2 separate regions of the Homo sapiens genome follow, and region 2 is linked to region 1. The links are chromatin contacts, found by Hi-C or POLR2A ChIA-PET in ENCODE. All regions are on one chromosome and are shown on one strand. The core of a region is the stretch at or near the end of the contact, and the rest is flanking DNA. Distances in the headings are between cores, read along the strand shown.

Region 1 (3,194 bases), core at 223-2,722:
CATCTTTCCTGAGCGCCTCATGTTTAGGAATCTGGGCACAGGCTCACACCTCTGTGCTCTGCTTAATAATGGCACTGAGAGAGGGCACCAGCTTGAGGTGAGTGCCTCATTTTCTTTTTTTCTTTTTTTTTTTTCTTTTTCTTTTTTTTTTTTTTTTTTAAGACGGAGTCTCGCTCTGTCGCCAGGCTGGAGTGCAGTGGCACGATCTTGGCTCACTGCAACCTCCGCTTCCCAGGTTCAAGCGATTCTCCTGCCTCAGCCTCCCAAGTAGCTGGGACTACAGGCACACGCCACCATGCCCAGCTAACTTTTGTATTTTTAATAGAGACAGGGTTTCACCATGTTGGTCAGGATGGTCTCAATCTCTTGACCTCGTGATCCACCTGCCTCAGCCTCCCAAAGTGCCAGGATTACAGGCATGAGCCACCATGCCCGGCCTTGAATGCCTCATTTTCATCTGGAATAATCCCCTATGAAGCCATTAGAGTGAGCCCATGCAGCCTGTCACTCTGAGGTTCAATTCAAGTCTCTTCTCCTCTAAGAATTCTTTTCTGCCTAGTCATTCTCATCTCTGGATATCTCTGGTTCCTTGGCAAGCATTGTATCACCCACCGCCATGTCCACTGCATGGGGCTGTCTGGGTCGCCCTGCCGCACCCAGCACAAGCAGTCTCGTGCCAAGTCCCCCTGCAAGCAGCCGCCCTTCTCATCCATCCACTGCTCTGCAGCTCCTGGAGAGGCCTCATGCCATCTTATAATCTCCACCTCAACCTGTCTCCGACCCCCACCCGTGCCAGGCACAGAATCAGACCCACATGTTTTCAGTAGAGACCTTCTGAGGTCAAGGGTAAATGACACTGACACCACGAGGGTCTCTCTCTCCCCCTGAAACTCCAGACACCCAAGACCTACCTGCTTCCCTGGCCATCCCTGGCCCCAGTCACCCAGGCGCATTGAGGTCTTGGTTCCTTCTTTAGAATTTCACTTCATGTCAGCGCTTTGCGACTTGTGCTCGTCTGAAGGCACTATTCTGATTCCAATCAGGCACTATTCTGAAGGCTTTTCAAGGATTAGCTCCTCTAATCCTCGTAACAACACTGAGATGTGGGTACTTTGGGTCGGTTTTGCAGATGAGAAAATTGAGGCAATTGCCCAAATTCATGCAGCTGGCAAGTAGCAGAGCTGGGCCTCAATCCCAGGCAGCCTGGCTCTGGCGCCCTCGCTGGAAACCATTCTCCGCTACCTGTCATTTAACCATGTGTCCCTCTCTGCCTGCGTTGCTTGTTAGTCAGGCCTCCTTCTGGGTGCCTCACCCATGACCTTGGTCTGCTCAGACACACCAGAGCCCTGTGGGCTTGGCGGGGACCCAGCCTAGCACTGGCTTCTGGGCCTGTTCGGTGAGGTGGGCAGGCTGGAGCTGAGTGGGAAGGTGGCAGCAGCCCAGGCTGTCTTGACACGGACTCCACGGAGCCTTCCAAATGGTGACGTAGCAGCCTGTGCTAATGGTCTTGGAATCCAGGCCCCAGGTGCCCAGGGGAGGTTCTGGGTCCCTGGTGGCCTCAGAGCCCGTCTAGGGGAGGGAAGGCCCTGGGCAACGGAGCAGGGTGGGCACAGGTAGGACCCGCTGAGTGGCTCATGAAGGCAGGGGCTGTGTGGGTGCACGCAGGAGGGACTGGAGGAGTTTCTCGCTCGCTCCTGTTTGCTTTGGACCATGGAGGCGCGTGTCTTGGCAAGAGCTGCAGTGACAGGGCTTTCTGACCAGGGGAGGCCTGGCCGAGGGTGGGCAGCCTTTCACTGGTCTTAAAGGCACAGCACTCGCAGACAGCCTGCATTTCCAGCTTCTCTGGTTCCACAAAGGCAGAAGCCTTAGCTCTGCCTGGAGGTCATGGGAAAGGGGTCAGGCTGGGTCCAGGACAGCAGCACTCACTTGGGCCCAGCCTTGTGCTGGGTGTGGTATGGGTAGGTAGGCAGCGCTGGTGCCATGCGCCTGGCCAGGATGCCCTCAGCCCTTTCTTCCTCTCAGTGTCTCCCCACCCGTCGCCACTTGGAGCTCGCAAATGCCCTATTCCCTTCTCCAAACCCGCACCAAGCAAAGAACTTGGAATGCCTAGGAAGATCACCCTTCCAAAGGGTCAAGGTCTGAGCTCAGGTTTAAATCATGAATAGAGGTGCTTTGAGAAGCAGGTCAGGGTGCTGGCTGAGGGTTCTGGAAGTGGGCTGCTGCTGTTCACCCACCCCGAGCCTATATGAGGAGGAGTTTGAGGCAGGGCCTGTCTTCCTCTTTTCCTAGCTCCACCATGCACCCTTCCCCACCTGGATACCAAAACCCTTACATAGGCCTGGGCATGGAATGAGTGCAGCCCACATTCTGAGCTCTGAATTACCTGGTGTTAAGCCAGATGTGAAGGACCAAGAGTAACTCACGGGGAAGGAAAACATGAAGCCTGGAAGTCATCTAAAGCCTCCTGGGTTTTTCCAAACTCCAAGCTCTGAGTCTCATCCTGCCTTGAAATCCTCTGGGTTTGTGCCCAGAGCCTGAAGCCCAGCCTTCTCCAGCAGGCCTCAGGGCCAGGGCACAGGCGGCAATCGAACCCCGCGTGTGCCATGCCTGGGTGATGGGGGAGTAGAGCATGAGTCCCGGATGCGTGTTGTTCACTGCAGTGTCCTCGTGCCTGGAACAGGACCTGGCCCGTACCAGGTGCTCGGGAAATACTTGCTGGTGAAAATCTCTGGGTATTGCATACACCATATGTTCCTGATGCCACTGGGCATCCCCAGGTACTTAGTATTACTCTGGTGTGCCAGTGAGGCTCAGAGAGGGCCAGTGACCTATCTCAGGTCACGCCAACAGTGAGTGGTAAAGCTAGGATCCTAACCGAGGTCTGTCTAGGAAGAAGGGATTAAGAAGCATCCTTGGGCTCAATCCTGGGCTGAACAGGGCTGGGAGGTTTGGGAGTCAGAGCGGGAGGACGAGAGGATTTCAGAGGGAGAGGAAGGAGTGGGGGGTCTCCCCTCCCCCCACCAGCTGTTTTGTCCTAGGCTGAGCTGTGACCTCAGAGGACTTAATTAACATCCTAATTGTGTGCAGCTGGCCTGACTCTGGCCCTAACGAGCTCATTATTCTCCCTCCTTAAGGAGGCCATTGTGGCCTAGTCACCCTGGGGACAGCAGTGGCCTGGGAGTGCCCGTCACTTC
Region 2 (3,194 bases), core at 336-2,835, 48 kb before region 1:
TGCAAAGGCCCTGGGGTGACGGTGTGTGCTGGCTGCTCATGATGCAGTAGGGAGGCCTGTGGCTGGGATGAAGAATAGTGGAGGGTAAAGTGGAAAGAGGTGAGAGCAGAGATGTAGCTGGCAGTGGGGAGGGAATAGGGTGAAGCAGCACCATGTAGGGCCTTGCAGGACATTCTAAGGATTTTGACTTTCATCGAGTGAGATGAAGATTCACTGAGGGGTTCTAAGTAGAGGCAGGGACATGATCTGGCTTCAATCATAGAATGATGGGGATTGACTAGGCAGGATGGGTTATGATGTGCAAGGTCGCAGGGGGCTGCTAGCCAGGTGAGATAGGATGTGGGCTCTGGCAGCAGTGGAGGGGGCAAGGCACTGCGGGTGTTGGACAGACTCTGATGATTGGATGTGGGCCTCAAGGGAGAGTTTGTGTGGGAGCTGGGAAACAACTGCATCAGGTTGCCTGGGGTCCCACTCTTAGGCCGACAACTTGCCAGTCATGTGACTTGGGCAAATCCCTTCGCCTCTGAGAACAGATTATCTCACCTGTTCTGTTGTATCAGCCAGGGTTCAACTAAAGGAACAGAACGAGTGGGAGGTATATATTAAGCGATGTAGTGTAAGGAACTAGCTTACACAATTGTGGGGGCTGGCTAGGTAAGTCTGAAATCCTATGGCAGGTCATGAAAGGGGGCAGGCTGGACCCCCAGGCCCAGGCTGGAGCTGCTGTCCGCAGATGAAATGTCTTCAGGGAAACCTTCACTCTGCTGAAGGCCTTTCAGCTACTGACTCAGGCCCACCCAGAGTGTTTTAGATAATTTCCCTTACTTAAAGTCATCCGGTCATGGTCTTTAATAACTATAAAAATACATTCCCAACCAGGCGCAGTGGCTCATGCCTGTAATCCCAGCACTTTGGGAGACCGAGGCAGGTGGATCACCTGAGGTCAGGAGTTTGAGACCAGCCTGGCCAACATGGCAAAACCCCGTCTCTACTAAAAATACAAAAAATTAGCTGGACGTGGTGGCGGGTGCTTGTAATCCCAGCTACTGAGGAGGCTGAGGCAGGGAGAATCTTGAACCCAGGAGGTGGAGGTTGCAGTGAGCCGAGATCATGCCATTGCACTCCAGCTTGGGCAACAGAGCGAGGCTCTGTCTCAAAAAAAAAAAAAAAAAAAATTCCCCAGCAACACCTAAATTAGTGTGTGATTGCATAACTGGGGACAGTAGCTTAGCCAGGTTGATGTGTACCACCTGACCATCATACCTGTCAAATGGGGTTGTTATAGTAGCAGCGACCTGGCTTGCCCCAAAGTGCACAGGGTTCAAGGAGGTGATGCCCTTTGAGGGGTTTTGTGCTGTGCCTGGCAGTAGGAAGGGCCTGTTGTTGTTAGCTGTTGTTGCTTCCCCAAGGTGGGCACTGCTCCAGGAGCCCCAGTGGGGCTGGAGCAGACTCCCCAGAGCAAGGGGTTCTCTTGAGACCTGCAAAGATCTCATGCCTCTCACCCAGTTCTCTAAAAAGCTGCATTTCGCCAGGGCACCTAGCCGGGAAGTTCTGAGATGCGCCACTAGGGGGCACAGGTGGCCACGGAGCCTCGGGATTGTCAGGGCCCTGGGGCTGTTGTCAGGAGAGCCTGAGGGTTCATCCAACCCAGGAGTCCTGTGGAAGCTCCAGCTCGTTTACATGCAGATGAGGTTGCTCAAGAGTGTTGTTACAAGCTTGTTCTCTTAGGCAAGTGTTGATGTTCCTCATGAAATCCTGTTTACTTTATTCTTCTCCTTGGAAAAGTGGTGAGCTCAGCCCCACTTCTATCTCAGTGATCATAAAACTGTATTATTAGCTGAGTTCATGAGATCAGCATTAATGTAGTTTCACTGCAGAGAAGCAGTGTTGCCTGGGGTTGACAGTTTAGGTTTTGGCAACAGGAAGACAGGGTTTGAACCCCAGCTCTGCCATTTGTTATTGCCGTTTTAATTATTGATAGATTAAGAAAGAAGGGGAGAAGTTGGTCTTTGAGTTGAGACATTTATTTCCATTCTGTGAGACCCAGGAGGGGACGACAGGGCGTAGACTCAGCCATTGCTGAGTATTCCGTTGAGTTAAAAACGTGGACTCTGGAGCCAGAATGCTTAGTTTCATGTCCCGGCTCTGCCTGCTGTGTGATCTTGGGCAAGTCCTTCTCTATGGCTCATTTCTTCACCTGTAAAATAGGGATAATCAGGTTTTTTTCATGGGGTTGAGGATTGAGTGAAAGTTCCTGAAGTGATAACTCCAGCACCGTGCCTGGCCTAGAGGAAGCACTAAGGGTGAAGCAGCTTTTACTATGAATAGGAGGCAGCACCGGAGGGGTTCGTCTCAAACAGGAGAGAGCGCTGGTTTCAGCTTTTGCCCTTTCTCCGGAGTGACTCCTCAATCAGACAGGGGGAAGGTGGGGTGTCCACTATCTCATCATTGCCAGGAGCCTCCCTGCAACAACCAGGGTAGGTGGTCTTGTCCCATTTTATAGACCAGGAAAGGGAAGTTAAGGAACTTGCCCCAGGTCAGCCAGACACAGGATTCTCTTTTTTTTTTTTTTTTTTTTTTTTTGAGACAGAGTTTTGCTGTTTGCCTGGGCTGGAGTGCAGTGGCACAATCTCAGCTCACTGCAACCTCCACCTCCTGGGTTCAAGTGATTCTCCTGCCTCAGCCTCCCAAGTAGATGGAATTATAGGCGTCCGCCACCATGCCCAGCTAATTTTTTGTATTTTTAGTAGAGATGGGATTTCACCATGTTGGCTAGGCTGGTCTTGAACTCCTGACCCCAGGTGATCCACCCACCTTGGCCTCCCAAAGTGCTGGGATTACAGGTGTGAACCACCATGACTGGCCTTTTTTTTGTTTTTGTTTTTGTTTTTGCTTTTTTGAGACAGGGCCCCAGGCTCTGTCGTTCAGACTGGAGTGTGGTGGCACAACCACAGCTCACTGCAGACTTGACCTCCTGGCTTCAAGCAATCCTCTCACCTCAGCCTTCTGAGTAGTTGGGACTACAGACATGCACCACCACGTCCAGTTAGTTTTTGTAGAGACAGGGTCTCGCTATGTTGCCCAGGGTGGTCTTGAACTCCTAGGATCAAGTGACTATCCTGCCTCGGCCTCCCAAAGTGCTGGGATTACAGGTGTGAACCGCAGCACACAGCCTAATTTTCCTTTTTATGAGT

The links. A loop is a pair of places that touch in the nucleus more often than their neighbours do. ChIA-PET counts read pairs that join two places held with the same protein, here RNA polymerase II (POLR2A). Pooled maps may share reads with other maps.
Region 2: a loop to region 1 is called in a map of sigmoid colon, with 7 times the contacts of the local background. The contact joins two enhancer-like sites. A Hi-C loop is called at or near these places in 5 of 168 maps with a recorded cell type or tissue (Caco-2, aorta, breast epithelium and 2 more), 1 of 37 single-sample maps with no recorded cell type and 4 of 50 pooled maps. POLR2A ChIA-PET finds 5 or more read pairs at or near these places in 11 of 52 experiments (A673, AG04449, AG04450 and 6 more).

What each region holds. Positions count from the first base shown.
Region 1 is chr10:103,636,574-103,639,767 of GRCh38, reverse strand. All of the region lies in intron 8 of SH3PXD2A (SH3 and PX domains 2A), which reads left to right. Among named protein-coding and RNA genes, the nearest start is that of SH3PXD2A-AS1, 110 kb to the left of the region's middle. RefSeq lists an enhancer at 2,502-3,081. Within about 2 kb of position 1,472, at least 21 of the 41 ENCODE cell types and tissues checked have a DNase peak (open chromatin) inside an H3K27ac peak, as active enhancers do; they include breast epithelium, where a contact is called at or near this core.
Region 2 is chr10:103,684,727-103,687,920 of GRCh38, reverse strand. All of the region lies in intron 6 of SH3PXD2A (SH3 and PX domains 2A), which reads left to right. Among named protein-coding and RNA genes, the nearest start is that of SH3PXD2A-AS1, 60 kb to the left of the region's middle. RefSeq lists an enhancer at 1,251-1,300. Within about 2 kb of position 1,585, at least 6 of the 41 ENCODE cell types and tissues checked have a DNase peak (open chromatin) inside an H3K27ac peak, as active enhancers do; they include breast epithelium, where a contact is called at or near this core.